2 separate regions of the Homo sapiens genome follow, and region 2 is linked to region 1. A link is a contact called in ENCODE Hi-C data. All regions are on one chromosome and are shown on one strand. Each heading gives the region's core, a stretch centred on a gene start or an enhancer-like site at or near the end of the contact. The rest is flanking DNA. Distances are from core to core; before and after follow the strand shown.

Evidence for each region. Hi-C counts contacts between places; a loop is a spot of excess contacts on that map. Pooled maps may share reads with other maps.
Region 2: a loop to region 1 is called in a pooled map, with 16 times the contacts of the local background. The contact joins the promoter of POMZP3 here to the promoter of LINC03009 in region 1. A Hi-C loop is called at or near these places in 6 of 50 pooled maps.

The regions. Positions count from the first base shown.
Region 1 is chr7:76,545,673-76,553,574 of GRCh38, reverse strand. It overlaps LINC03009 (long intergenic non-protein coding RNA 3009), which reads right to left and starts at 4,234. Exons shown (of 3, transcript NR_029411.1): 1 at 3,714-4,234; 2 at 2,053-2,155.
Region 2 is chr7:76,623,719-76,631,620 of GRCh38, reverse strand. It overlaps POMZP3 (POM121 and ZP3 fusion), which reads left to right and starts at 4,342. Exons shown (of 7, transcript NM_012230.5): 1 at 4,342-4,913; 2 at 5,406-5,621; 3 at 5,938-6,099. The coding sequence starts at 5,557. LINC03009 (long intergenic non-protein coding RNA 3009) reads right to left here. Exons shown (of 3, transcript NR_029411.1): 3 at 3,639-5,700.

The sequences.
Region 1 (7,902 bases), core at 2,985-5,484:
TCTACTAATAAAAACAGACAAGATGCTCAGGGGATTCAAAGTAGGTTAAGCTATCAAAATATAAATGCCATTTGAGAGGGATTCTGGCACTAAATTTAGGATTTTAGCATTTTGACACTGATAAATCTTGCTGCAGGGTTCCTAAATCTGATGAGAACACGTGGTAGTGATGCCCAAATGCCTGAATTAAAATATAGTTTGATATTTCAGTTATTAGATTAAAATCAGAAACCTTTAAACACACAGTAATTTATGTAGGATCCTTTTTGTGGGAGACTTCTAAAGCAGAGATTGACTCAGTTTGACTCTGGAAAGCTTCTAAATTGAAGACTTTAAGTGTATATGCCTTGGCCATATGATGCAATTTTATTCCATATCAAATGGAGAAGTCAAAAAGTAGAGTATGATATCATGCTGTTAAGACATAATGAGAAGATTTAAAAATTCTTTTAAATAAACTCTTTAATGGAAATATTCAGAGAGGATAAAAATATTCAGGTGGTATGGTTTGACCTTTAGAGTCACATAAGAAAGATGAGTTAAATTTCAATTTGACTTCCTCTTTTCCTAATTGAATACCCTTTATTTCCTTCTCCTGCCTAATTGCCCTGGCCAGAACTTCCAACACTATGTTGAATAGGAGTGGTGAGAGAGGGCATCCCTGTCTTGTGCCAGTTTTCAAAGGGAATGCTTCCAGTTTTTGCCCATTCAGTATGATATTGGCTGTGGGTTTGTCATAGATAGCTCTTATTATTTTGAAATACGTCCCATCAATACCTAATTTATTGAGGACAAAACGAAAACACTGAGAAGTGAAATGAGAAACAGAAATGAGGAAATCTTCACAAGAGAGTAACTGTCTGTATTGTTTGCTGTGCAACCCGAACAAAAAGACGAACAAATATTTGACGGATGATCACGTCATTCATTCCCCCCATGATCTAGGACTCAACAGTAAAAACAGAATTGTTTACTTGGATCACGATATTTCCGTCCCTGGAAAAATTATATGCACCAAGTTCTCCTTGGGCAGCAGGCCCTCTGCTTACATAAGCACCAAGAATAAGCCATAAGTTACAGTAATTAATGGTTGTTGTTAGGAAAGCTATCCACAATTACACCAACTTGAATGAAGAAATTTTTCCAAGTCCCAGAAAATCTTTTAAATCCACAAGTAACAAAACTGGTTTCTCCTTATAATCAATGCAAACGATGTCATGGATGGTGATATGGTTTCGGTGTGTGTTGCCTCCCAAATCTCATGTTCAATTGTAATCCCCAGTGTTCCCTCTTCCTCCTGCTCTGGTGATGGAAGATGCGCCCGCTTTCCCTTCACCTTTCACCTGACTGTAAGTTTCCTGAGGCCTCCTCAGCCATGCTTCCTATGATAGAGCCTGCAGACGTGAGCCAATTAAACCTCTTTACTTTATAAATTACCCAGTCTTGGTTATTTCTCTATAGCAGTGTGAGAATGGACTAATACAGATGGCACTTTCCTTTTGTGATGACTGCCAAGAATATCAGTCCTAGGTGCGGCTCAATTTCAACAGCCTTAAAATATACTACCCATACATACAAGCTTCACAAATCATTTTTGGTGCTGATCTGCCACACTAACTATATTTTACAGGATAATGTCTATTTCCACATTCCCATTTTAAAGTATGAATCCTGGCTGGGCTTGGTGGCTCATGCCTGTAATCCCAGCACTTTGGGAGGCTGAGGTGGGAAGATCACCTGAGGTCAGGAGTTTGAGACCAGCCTGGCCAACATAGTGAAACCCCATCTCTTCTAAAAATACAAAAAATTAGCTGGGCATGGTGGCGCACGCCTGTAATCCCTGCTACTCAGGAGGCTGAGGCAGGAGAATCACTTGAACCCAGGAGGTGGAGGTTGCAGTGAAGCGAGATCATGCCACTGCACTGCAGCCTGGGCAACAGAGCAAGACTCCATCTCAAAAAAAAGAAAAAAAAAAGTATGAATCCTTACAAACCTCTTAAAATGCATCATAAAATAAAATTGAGGAACATATACACAAGCAGGAAAACTCACCTGCAATGTGTTCATTTTCTGCTGCTCTTGGAAACTTGCAGAGACTGTGGCTGATAGACCTAGAGGGGCAGAAGCAGGTCACTGAAGTCATGAGGGCTCCGGCCTGCAAAGGCAGAAATCACCTGCATAAGAACCGCAAAAGAAAGCTCAATAGGCTAACACCCTGTGAACACTCAACCTGCAAACACTCAGAAGGGTCTAAAAGAGTGATACAGGGTTTCGCCATGTTGGCCAGGCTGGTCTCAAATTCTGGCCTCAAGTGATCCGCCTGCCTGGGCCAACATGGCAAAACCCCGTCTCTACTTAAAAATAACAAAAAAAATTAGCCAGGCATAGTGTCACATGCCTGTAGTCCCAGCTACTCAGGAGGCTGAGGCACGAGAATCCTTTGAACCTGGGAGGTGGAAGTTGCAGTGAGCCGAGACCACGCTGTTGCATTCCAGACTGGGTGAGAGACACTGTCTCAAAAAAAAAAAAAAAAAAAAAGTGATAGGGGAAGCATGCGCCTGTAACTCTAAGATAATCAGGTAGTAATTAGATGAGTTAGACTCTCATGGGTAACACGACTCCTTTTACAAATAGTCTGCCATCATCAAATACAAGGTGCAAAAAGAAAAAAAATTCCCATTATACGGCTCATGTTTTTTGTGGTTTGTTGGTTGAGACAGGGTCTCAATCTGCCACCCAGGCTGGAGTGCAGTGGTGCATTCACGGCTCTCTGCAGCCTCGACCTCCTGGGCTCCATCCATCCTCCCACTTCAGCCTCCTGAGTAGCTGGGACCACAGATGCATCCCAGCATGCCTGGCGACTTTTGTATTTTTTGTAGTCAGGGTGTCCCCATGTTGTCTAGGCTGGTCTCTAACTCCTGGTCTCAAGGGATACTCTTGCCCTAGCCCCGCAAAGTGCTCGGATTACAGGTGTGAGCCACTGCATCCCGCCCGCATTTTCTTATTGTCTCTTTAAACTGCCTAAAATAAAATAGGCCATAGGAATTGAGTAGGTGAGCTCTCAGAAATGAAATGAATGTGTATAAAATATGGTTTTGTTTCTAAATTATCTAACTGAACTTAGTTATTGTGGCACCTAATAATCTTCTATTAAGAAAACTAGGATACGGGAGAAATAACACTGGCCTGGGAGATAAGTCTCCTGGGTTCTACTATGAGCAGCTCTACCCACAAAGCCGGTGACCTGGTCAAGTCACCCACCTGCTAAGGCCCAGTCTCTTCCCCTAGCAACTGAGGCAGCAGGAGAGAATCCCTGCAGACTGTTCCTGCATTACTACGATTCTCCCAGGGCAGATCTAAGGGGGGGATCAGCAGACACTTAAGTGAGAGAATAGAAGTGCTGACGGACATTTAGAGGCGGTCGAAATCTGGAGCACGGAGAGGAGGAGGAAGGACTGTTAGGGGTTAGCGGGGAGTGGAGACGACGTCCGCAGCTGAGGGTGGTGACACCCTCCACGCCTCCCTAAGCCTCGTCCTCCCAGATCTTCCCATGCAGCGCCTGTTCGGTGCAGCCGGACCCTGCCCTCGAACCCAACACATGTCTCTCCAGCAAGCAATCGGGACCCTCCCTCTGCCCCACACTCTAAGGTCCCCAAAACACGGTGACTTCACCCAGGCCCTTCTCGCTCCGGGCCCAAAAACCCAAGACTTACCCTCCTGGGGCTCCGCAGCCTCTGCCCCACGGCTCCTGAGAGGCCGGGGCGGGCTGCTGTCGCTGGCGCACGCGTCTGCTCACGAGGTCCCCTCCTGTCCACCTCACCAAGGCTGTTCTGCTCCCGAGGGGCCCGGGCCGGGCCTATGGGGCAAATCCAGGTGGGTGTCCTTCTCGGGGCCCAGATCCGCCTCCCTGGGGCTCACCGTACAGCGACGGCCGGCGCCAGGCCTCTGAGGACACACACGGGCCAGGCCCAGGTCCCGTCGCCCCTTCGCCTCCGCCATCACCTCCCGCCCGGCCCCTCTGGCCCCAGCGCCGCCGGCTCCGGGGTTCACGCTCGGGGGTCCTGGCTCGAGCCTCTACCCGGCCCGCGCGAACCCTGGGCCGCACAGCTCCCGCCCGCCTAGGTGCTGGCCCGGGCGGTCAGCGTCTAGCCCCGCAGACTCGGTGATTCTCGTCCACTAGAGGCCAAAGCCTGGGAACCAGAGCAAGCGATGACCTGAACAGGCGCAGGAAGCGAGGGCAGTGCGGAGGTGGCGCGCATGTGCGAGCACGCACGCGCGAACACGCACGCAGGGAGAGGTGCACACGCGCAGGAGTGCACCGGAAGTCCGCCTCCCCGGACACCCACCGCGGTCCCAGGACAAGTAACAGACTCTATTTCCCATGAGCCTACGCGCTCCCCAAGTTTAGGGGCTGTCTTAAATGTCTCTACCCCGCCTAAAGGTTAAGAAGCTCCAGGCTATGAGCTTTGGCAGCCCTGAACCCCGGACTGAACTTCACCTTTGTCTTTACTCCCTTTTAGGGTCAAGTCCAGGGCTGCGTTACTGGGTCCTGGAGCCCAAGTCCTCTGGGTTAGAACCGAGTTTGCCATAAGGAGAAGGAAAGGAAAGGGTGTATCATGGTCACTGCTCTGAAATGCTGAGAAGTTTCACTCAAATACTGGGACAGGATAAATGCCCAGCGATGCTTTCCAAGGAACAAAAAGAAAATAGAATTTGTAGCTGGGCGCGGTGGCTCAAGCCTGTAATCCCAGCACTTTGGGAGGCCAAGGCGGGCAGATCGCGAGGTCAAGAGATAGAGATCATCGTGGCCAACATGATGAAACCCTGTCTCTACTAAAAATACAAAAATTAGCTGGGCGTGGTGGCGCGTGCCTGTAATCCCAGCTACTCGGGAGGCTAAGGCAGGAGAAGCACTTGAACCTGGGAGGTGGAGGTTGCAGTGAGCCGAGATCACGCCACTGCACTCCATCCTGGCGACAAAGCGAGACTCCATAGCTTTTCTAGATCACACAGCGAATGCCTAAAAACTGTAGAGAAATAAGGACATACACATACAAACTGAACGAAGAAGAGATACCTGTGATCTTACCTTCCCCAGGAGGATTATGTTTAGGGTTAGGTTATGTTGACCAAAAAGAGTCAAAGTCTGTAAAGAGTTTTATTCTGGGCCTCCTATTTGAGTGACCATGGCTGGTGACACAGCCTCAGGGGGTCCTGAGAACGTGAGCCCAAAGTGGTTGGGTTACAGCTTGGTTTTATGCATCTTAGGGAGACAGTAGTTACAGGCAAAGACATAAATCAATACATGGGAAGTATATGTTGGGTCAGCCAGGAAAGGCTTTCAGGTCACTAGTAGATTGAAAGATTGGCAGTTGGTTCAGAGTTAAGTGTTGGCTGAACAGCTGGAAGACTACATAAAGAAATGGGCCATTGTGGTGGCTCATGCCTGTAATCCCAGCATTTTGGGAGGGTGAGCTGGGAGGATCCCTTGAGGCCAGGAGTTCAAGGACAGCCTGGGCAACACAGCGAGACCCCCACTTCTACAAAAAAAAAATAATTATCCAGGTGTGGTGGTGCATGCCTGTAGACTCAGCTACTCAGGAGGCCGAGATGGAAGGATCGCTTGAGCCTGGGAAGTTGAGGCTACAGTGAGCCATGATGGCACCACTGCATTCCAGCTTGGGCAACAGAGAAGAAAATAAAGAGAGAGAGAGAAAAAGAGAGAGAGGAAGGAAGGAAAAAGAGGGAGGGAAAAAAAAGAAAGAAAAGTTTGAGTTAGGATAAGGGGGATTGTGGAAACCAAGGTTCTTGTTATGTAGGTGAAGCCTCAGAACAGGCTTCAGGGAGAATAGATGATAAATATCTCTTATTGGATCTTAAAAGGTGTCAGACTCTCCAGAAAAGACCTGGAGTCTTTTCTGTAAGGGAAAGAGATTCTCTACAGAATGCAAATTTCCCCCAAAGAGATGGCTTTGCAGGACTATTTTAAAGTTTGTCAAAGAAAATATGTTTTGGGGTAAAATACTGTAATTTACTTCAGGGACTGCTATCTGTCATGTGATGCTATATCAGAGTCTGGTTGGAGATGGGTATCTTACTGATAAAAAGAGCCTGTTTTGTCAGTCCTATGATCTCTATTCTAATAGAGATCATAATGTTGGTCAGCTGTGCCTAAACTCTGACGGGAGGAGAATTATGACAAGGCATGTCCAACCCCCTCCTTCCCATCATGACCTAAATTAGTTTTCCATGTTTATTTTGGATCCTGTTGGCCAACAGGGGAGTCCACTGAGTCAGTTGTGGGGGCTTAGAATTTTATTTTTGGTTTACAATTAAAATGTCAATTTTCAAAAATGGGATCATAAAGACAATGATTCATCACAATTTTTTGGTGAAATCTAACAGTGTTCTTGCCCAGTTGTTTCATAAAAACTGGTAAGGAAAAGACTAAAAATAAATTCTTCTGAGGCCAGGTGCAGTGGCTCACGCCTGTAATCCCAGCACTTTGGGAGGCCGAGGCCGGCGGATCATGAGGTCAGGAAATCAAGACCATCCTGGCCAACATGGTGAAACCCCGTCTCTACTAAAACACAAAAAATTAGCCAGGTGTGGTGGCTCGCGCCTGTAGTCTCAGTTACTTGGGAGGCTGAGGCAGGGGAATCACTTGAACCTGGGAGACAGAGATTGCAGTGAGCCGAGATCAGGCCACTGCACTCCAGCCTGGGAGACAGAGCAAGACTCCATCTCAAGATAAATAAGTAAATAAATAGATTATTCTGTTAACCTAGAATATTCTCTCCACAAATTCAGAAAATAAAGAAAACAATTTTATTATTGAATAAGCATTAAACCAGACTGTGATGCCCATCACAGGTGATCCATTAATGAGATGCAAAGAGAAATAAACCCTCCTTTTTTTTTTTTTTTTTTGAGACAAAATCTTGCTCTGTCGCCCAGGCTGGAGTGCAGTGGTGCGATCTCGGCTCACTGCAACCTCTGCCTCCCCAGTTTAAGCGATTCTCCTGCCTCAGCCTCCCAAGTAACTGAGACTACAGGCGCGAGCCACCACACCTGGCTAATTTTTTGTATTTTTAGTAGAGATGGGGTTTCGTTATGTTAGCTAGGATGGTCTCGAAATCCTGACCTCGTAATTCGCCCGCCTAGGCCTCCCAAAGTGCTGGGATTATAGGCGTGAGCTATGGCGCCCGGCCAAAGCGTCCTTTTTATATAGTCTGGCAGATACAATCCATTGCATACACGCTCTCAAGATAAATAGTAACTCATCCTCATGCAAAAGGACTTGCTATGCAGTTTTTTTTGTTTTGTTTTTTTTGAGACAGGGTCTCATTCTGTCATCCAGGCTGGAGTGTAGTGGTGTGATCTTCTTGGCTCACTGTAACCTCCACCTCCTGGGTTCAAGTGATTCTCGTGCCTAAGCCTCCCAAGTAGCTGGAATTACAGACATGTGCCATCATGCCCAGCTAATATTTGTATTTTAGTAGAGACAGAGTTTCGCCATACTGGCCAGGCTGGACTCAAACTCCTTCTTTCGATTTCTGTGTGGCTTCAAGTGATCCGCCCGTCTCGGCCTCCCCCAGAGTGCTGGGATTGCAGGTGTGAGCCACCGCGCCTGGCCTGCTATGCATTCTTAAACACTCATCCTAAATTCACCTGGAAATCAACGTGGCCATCCATGCTAGTTAATTACCTGTATTCAATGAAAAAATAAAACTTCTCACATCTCCTTGACAAGCAGGTAGTAACAGCTCAAGTTGCCTAGGCTAAACTCCCTAGGCAACAGGAAGATAGGGACACTATTTTCCTCCAGGTTTACATTTCAAAGACAAGACTCTTAGGCTCTTAAGAAAAAAATTCCTGGATTGTGACCAGGCACGGTGGCTC
Region 2 (7,902 bases), core at 3,093-5,592, 78 kb before region 1:
GGATGCCAGGATGCCAGACATTGGAGATTTTACCTTGTTGAGTAATGGTCATTTTTTTTTGTTTTTTTTTGTTTTTTTTTTGAGACGGAGTCTCGCTCTGTTGCCCAGGCTGGAGTGCAGTGGCGCCATATCGGCTAACTGCAAGCTCCGCCTCCCGGGTTCACGCCATTCTCTTGCCTCAGCCTCCCGAGTAGCTGGGACTACAGGCGCCCGCCACCATGCCTGGCTAATTTTTTGTATTTTAATAGAGATGGCGTTTCACCGTGGTAGCCAGGATGGTCTCGATCTCCTGACCTCATGATCCACCCACCTCGGCCCCCCCAAAGTGCTGGGATTACAGGCGTGAGCCACCGCGCCCAGCCAATTTTTTATTCCTATATACATTTTCTTGAGCTTTGTTTTGGGATGTATTTAAGATCATTGAAAAGTTGGATCCTTTCAGGTCTTGTTTTGATGATTCATTAGGTGGGTCCAAAGCAATGCTCAATCTAAGACTGATTCTTTCCCATTCCTGGGGTGCTTGAGTACTCCACACAGAGCCCTATAAATTGTGAGTTTTTCCAGTCTGATTTGTGGCGACCCCCATCTCTACAAAAAAATAAAGAGGCTGGGCACAGTGGCTCATGCCTATAATCCCAGTACTTTGAGAGGCTGAGGCAGGCAGATCACCTGAGGTCAGCAGTTTGAGACCAGCCTGTCCAACATGGTGAAACCCAGTCTCTACTAAAAATACAAAAATGTAGCCAGGTGTGGTGGCGGGTGCCTATAATCCCAGCTACTCCACTGAGGCTGAGGCAGGAGAATCGCTTGAACCTGGGAGGCAGAGGTTGCAGTGAGCTGAGATCGCACCACTACACTCCAACCTGGGCGACAAGAGCAACACGCCATCTCAAAAAATAAAAATAAGTAAATAAATAAAAGACCATCTCATCCAGAAATGCCTTTATAGATACACCCATAAATAAATGTTTAACCAAGTATCTGTGCACCCCATGGTCCCTTCAAGTTGACACATGAAATTACCCATCACTCCAGCCTTCAGCCGTGGGTTTGCGTCATGCATAGATTTCTAGAACTCCCTCTTTGCATAGTGCCCTCCTTTCTTTTTTCTGCCCCATTTCTCTGCCATTTCAGCTGTCTCAGCCTGATCTCTGCCTCCTCATCTCTGCCTCTTCAGCCCAGCGGGATCTCCCTACTGTGCTCAGACTCCAGCTCTCTGCACTGCAGTTGGGAAACGATCCCCAGGTAGAGGAACTAGGTGACTTTGGGGCTCATCTCACAAGTTTCCTTACACTTAGGGATCAGTCTTTTGCTTCCTGTTGTCCTCTGCCTGAAAGTAGTTGCCAAGTTGTACTGTTTTATATATCCACCACAGCATGAGTTAAACCAAAGTCTGGATCAGCAGACTGCCAGATTTTTTTTTAACAAATTTATTAATCAATACATTTTGTCCATGTCTACAGTTGTTTATGGTGGGAGGACTAACCTGCAGCTGGAAGGATTAATTTTCAGCTGCTTTATAGTATTTTATTATATGAATTATACCAGTTTGCCCATCCTTGTGTTGATAGACATTACCCATGAAGTGTGTTCACATTGTCTGTGATACAAATAATGCTTCAGTGACTATCTACCCAGAATGGGATTGCGGGTTTATAGGATACATACTTCTTCACCCTTATTTTTTACTAGTTATTGCCAAATTGCTTTCCAAATTGTACTGTTTCATATATCCACAACGGCATGAGTTCTGTTTGTTTCACATCCATGCTAAGACTTGATCTTGTTAAATTAATTTTTCTAGTGTATAAATGAGTGCAAAATATTGTTAGTCTTTCCTAGATTACTAGTGAGGTTAAATGTATATGTGTATGTACGTATATGCACATATGTATATATTATTAGGTATTTGTGTTTCCCATTCGATAGCTTTTTTATATCAATTGTCCTTTTTAAAAGTTGGGTCATCTTTTTGTTATTGATTCTTTGGAGTTCTTTATAAATTCTACTTATGAATCCTCTTTTGGTTATATGTGTTACGTTGTTTTTCCCAGTCTTGGCTTGTCTTTTAGATGTGTATCTTGTCTTTTCCCATACAGAAGTGTTAACTTTTTGTGTGTGTGTGATCTCACTCTGTTGCCCAGGCTGGAGTGCAGTGGTGCGATCTCAGCTCAGTGCAACCTCTGCCTTCTGGGTTCAAGCGATTCTCCAGCCTCAGCCTCCTGAGTAGTACTACAGGCACATGCCACCACACCAGGCAAATTTTTGTGTTTTTTTTTAGTAGAGACTGGGTTTTACCATGTTGCCTAGGCTGGTCTCGAACTCCTGAGCTCAAAGCAATCCACCAGCCTCGCCTCCAAATGTGCTAGATTATGTGTAAGCCATCACTCCCGGCCCAGAAGTACTAACTTTTAATGTAGTCATATTTATCTATATTTCCTACATGACTTGTGCCCTTTGTGTATTCATCTCTTTACCTCTAAACACAGGAGTGCCCCGAGGGCTCAGGCTATGGACCTCTCTATTTACATTAATTCTCAGTCATCTTGCTTGGTTTCAGGACATCTGTACCCTGACGGCTTTTATGTGTAGCTCCTCCACTTAACTCCAGCCACACACAATAGTTCAAAGAGCCCCTACTGACCTAGACACTATGTTTCTTCTTCCCCTATTACCCAGGTTTCTTGAGTAGGGAGTCTGCAGTCACTGCCTCCATTTCTTCACCTTCCAGTCACTGTTCAACCCAGGGCAGCCTGGCTTTTGTCCCACTAGTCTACTGATACTGAGATTTTTTTCTTAAGCAACACAGTCCCCCCTCCGCCCCCCCCCCTTTTTTTTCAAATTAAGTCTTATGTGAAATCACAGTATATTAAATAGAAGAATTACTTTGGCACTGGGTTGGGGAGGATCTGGAACCCAAACTGCACCTTCTTCTCATCTCTCTGAGTTGCCCCAGAGGCATCTATACCTTTCCAACTTTTCTATCCCCAAAACACCCTAATCTCCAGCGATACTGAACAATTCCATCTCTGGACTTCTGCACAGTGCTCCTTCATCTTCCTTGAACCTGCCAGACCTCTCAGCTCCAGGAGCACTTCCCTGCCTTCCTTCCCCTTTATCACAACTTTTTTTTTTTTTTTTTTTTTTTTGAGATGGACTCGCTCTGTCGTCCAGGCTGGAGTGTGCAGTGGCATGATCTCGGCTCACTGCAACCTCCACCTCCCGGACTCAAGCAATTCTCCTGTCTCAGCCTCCCGAGTAGCTGGGACTACAGGCACGCGCCACCATGCCCAGCTAATTTTTGTATTTTTAGTAGAGACGGGGTTTCACCATATTGGTCAGGCCGGTCTTGAACTCCTGACCTCAGGTGATCCGCCCGCCTCCGCCTTCGAAGTGCTGGGAATACAGGCATGAGCCACTGCGTCTGGCCTCTTTTTTTGTTCCCGTTATCACACTGATAACATTGAATTGCAATCTTTTACTTACACATCTTCCTTACTAAACAGAGCTTATAAAGATCAGAGATCCTCTATTTTCCCCCTTAATCTCTTTAATGTATATAAACAATGGAATGAATAAATCAATGAATGAATGTCTGAGGAAACTTAACTACACCAAAGTGTATTGGCAGACTACCAGACTTTTTAAACAGCTTTATGAAGATATAATTCACAAACCATACAGTTCATAGGGTGGTGCAACCGCCAACACGATCTAATTTTAAACTATGTTTATGCTGCTACGAGAAAGCCTATACCCATAAGCAGTCATTTTCTATTCCCCACCCCCAAACCCACTCCTTAGCCCTAGGCAACCACTAATCTACTTTCTCAGACCGATAACTTTAGCATAGGTATAAATCGATCACAGAGCCTCAAAATCCACCCGATGTCTGGGCCATGATGTGAAATTTGGTAGGTAATCGTCCCACGTTATCAACTTGTAAAGTAGAAATGGAAGTGGGGGGGAAAACTCAGCCGCCAGTGGCGTTTGTGAAAAGCACCTGGTAACAGGCTGTGCTGGAGGGGAGTTCAGCCCCTAGAAAAGATCACGGATTAGGAATTACATAAGCATAGGTCTCGGGCCCTTTTATTTTGGACGCGATCCTTTCACGGGATCGCCTCCGGATGGGAGCCGGATGGGATCCCGGACGGGATCGTCTCGCTGGGAGCCATGCGGGAAACCGCAAGAGTCAGAAACAGGCGTTGAAGGCAGGCAGCATTTTCCAAAACAGCTGTGTCTCGGGAGCTGCCGGGCTGTAGCGTCTCCCCGAGTCGCGCGCGCATGACGTGGCGGGCGCGCGATGACGCGACGCGTGGCGCGGTGCACGCTGGGATATTTAAGTCTCCTCCGCGGCGCGGAGCCGCGATGTCTCCGGCGGCTGCGGCGGCTGGAGCAGGCGAGCGGCGGCGGCCGATAGCGAGTGTCAGGGCCGGCCGGGGCGGCGCTTCTCGGCCTGTCGCTGGTCGGCCTCCTACTGTACCTCGTGCCTGCTGCGGCTGCGCTGGCCTGGCTGGCCGTGGGGACTACCGCGGCCTGGTGGGGACTGAGCCGCGAGCCCCGAGGTTCGCGCCCCTTGTCCTCCTTCGTTCAGAAGGCGCGACATCGGCGAACACTGTTCGCTTCGCCTCCGGCCAAGTCGACAGCCAACGGAAACCTCCTAGAGCCGCGGACCCTGCTCGAAGGACCTGACCCTGCCGAACTGCTCCTCATGGGCAGTTACCTGGGCAAGCCCGGGCCGCCGCAGCCCGCCCCCGCTCCGGAGGGCCAGGACCTGCGGAATAGGCCTGGCCGCCGCCCGCCCGCCCGGCGCCGCGCTCCACACCGCCCTCCCCGCCGACCCATCGCGTTCACCACTTTTACCCCTCTCTCCCCACTCCTCTTCTCCGACCCTCCGGGAGGCCTTCCCCACGGTGAGATGCGCTGATTTTCCCAGATCATCCTTTGGCTCGGCTGGCTTGAAATCGAGGACTTTTAAATCCGATTTGCTTTTTCATCAAATCCGAAGGGAATTGTGTGTGGTTTTGCCCTCCTTAACACCTTGGTGTGTGCCAGCCGTCTCCTGGCCTCTGACTCTTGCTTGGTGTGAGATGTGTTGCCAAAACGATTCCCTTCTTTCCAGTTCTAAAAACTCCCCGAATTTTAGTGCAGTCTAGATTTAGTCTAGATTTAGATTTTCCCTCTCAAATTGTTGCAATCCATTGTTGAGACAGCTGTTAAGCAGCTGTCACTCTCTGCTCTTAGATGGAATAGGGGAAAGTTGCCATAAAAACAACGTGTTCTGTGTTGCGTAGAAAGAGACTTAAGTTCTTTGGAAAATGTCTTAACTGGTGGGTTTTTAACCGTCTAAAATTTTGACATTCTTTTATACTTTGTTTCCATGATTTGTCTCGCATTCTCTGCAGGGATCGTGGGACTTTACCAGATCGGTTTGTAATAACACCTCGAAGACGCTATCCGATCCATCAGGCCCAGTATTCCTGTCCGGGGGTACTTCCCACAGTGTGCTGGAATGGTTATCACAAGAAGGCTGTGCTGTCCCCTCGCAACTCCAGGATGGTGTGTAGCCCAGTGACTCTGAGGATCGCCCCTCCTGACAGAAGATTTTCGCGTTCTGCGATGTGAGTATTATCGTTGGAAGAATACTCTCCCTTTTCGTGTCCACTTTATTCTTCTCCAGTTGTTCCTATGACAACATGACTACAACGCAAAAAAGAAAGGACGAATCTGCTTGTTTGAATGAGAAATACCAAATTCTAGTAAAACCGTTTGTTTTTCACTTTTTGCCGTTAACGAAAAAGTAGCTTTACTTGCTAAGGGGAACTGTTGTGAGTGTATAAATTATACTTTGGCTTGTTGGTTAGCTTCTGATTTCCATTTCTGATATGGCATGGGAATTAAAATATCTTACTGCTAGAATCCTGTCTTTCATTATAGACCAGAGCAGATAATCAGCTCAACACTGTCCTCACCATCAAGTAATGCCCCAGACCCATGTGCAAAGGAGACTGTACTGAGTGCCCTCAAAGAGAAGAAGAAGAAAAGGACAGTGGAGGAAGAAGACCAAATATTCCTTGATGGCCAGGAAAATAAAAGAAGGTAACAGGCTCAGGAGAGTACTAAGCCAGTTTCCCGCTTGGACTCCTATGGGATGAGATGTAGACATTCCCGTAAAGATACAGAGGCCACCTCCAGTTTGTGAGCCTTCATAGGCCTCCTTCTTTGGCTTTCATGAAAGAACCTAATAACAGGGGTTTTAATGCTGATCATTTCAAGGCACAGGTTAGATCGATGTCATAATTTACCTTTTCTGTGAGTAGCAGAGATAAGCTGACAGCTATTAGCCATGTTAGCCTCATGCTTCTGTAGAAACGTGTTAAAAGTTTATTTTCAAGAAAGAAGGCTCTAAGTCTTCTGGTCGGAATTTTGTGGTGTTCAGTTATTTGGGTAACCACCAGTTCTAGTGTCTTTTTTTTTTTTTTTTTTTTGAGTTGGAGTCTGTCTCTGTCCCCCAGGCTGGAGTGCAGTGGCCCGATCTCAGCTCACTGCAAGCTCAGCCTCCCAGGTTCATGCCATTCTCCTGCCTCAGCCTCCCGAGTAGCTGGGACTACAGGCGCCCGCCACCATGCCCGGCTAATTTTTTTGTATTTTTAGTAGAGACAGGGTTTCACCATGTTGGCCAGGATGGTCTCGAACTCCTGACCTCGTGATCTGCCCGCCTTGGCCTCCCAAAGTGCTGGGATTACAGGCTTGAGCCACGGCGCCCGGCCCACCAGTTCTAGTGTCTTAATTGTGCTGAAGGAAATGCTTGGGAAAGAAAAATGAAAACTAGAGTTTGGTAGTTTTATCAGTAATGAGATTAAAACCAATTTCCTGGAAGGGCAAGGTGGCTCACGCCTATAATCCCAGCACCTTGAGAGGCCCAGGCAGGTGGATCACCTGAGGTCAGGAGTTCGAGACCAGCCTGGCCAACATGGTGAAACCCCGTCTCTACTAAAAATACAAAAATTAGCTGGATGTGGTGGTAGGTGCCTGTAGTCCCAGCTACTCCAGAGGCTGAGACAGGAGAATTGCTTGAACCCAGGAGGCGGAGGTTGCAGCGAGCCGAGACCATGCCAGTGCATGCTAGCCTGGGTGACAGAGCGAGACTGTCTGAAAAAAAAAAAAATTCCTTATGTGGTTTGTAAAATAACCTAATGAAAATGGAATAGTTTTCTAATTACAGAAAGAAAAGAAGTTGAAGTGGGTTTCGCCATGTTGAGCAGGCTGGTCTCGAACTCCTGACCTCAGGTGATCAGCTCGCCTCAGCCTCCCAAAGTGCTGGGATTACAGGCATGAGCCACCACGCCTGGCCGAAAATCTTATAAATAATCCCCTTCTAATTTCGGCCAGCTTAATCACACACCAAATTCCTTTCATGAGATTAATCTTCCACAACTTCTACACTTCCTTAAATCTTTGATTTTGTCCTATACTTTTTTTATATTAGCAATCTACTTTAGGACAGAAATTTACTTTCCTTTCCTCTTGATTTTGACCAAAGTCCTCTCTCATGCAAAATAAAAAATTACTCTTTTTTCAACTTTCTTTACCAAAAATACATCCTCATAACTTTTTTTCACGTCTCTCCTACTTACTGGCCTTCTTCCCACCTTGTTTCTATTTCCTTCCTAAATCCATATTTTGAAACAATCTTTAAATAACCCCCAACTTAAACAAAATTGCTCTTATTTAACAAAAAACTTATCTCAAAAAACCTAGCACGGTCACCAAGCGTGCTTTGCTTTTCTTTCTCTCTCTCTCTCTTTCTTTTTTTTTGGAGGCGGATTCTCGCTCTGTCAGCCATGCCGGAGTGTAAATGGCACGATCTTGGCTCACTGCAACCTCCGCCTCCCAGGTTTT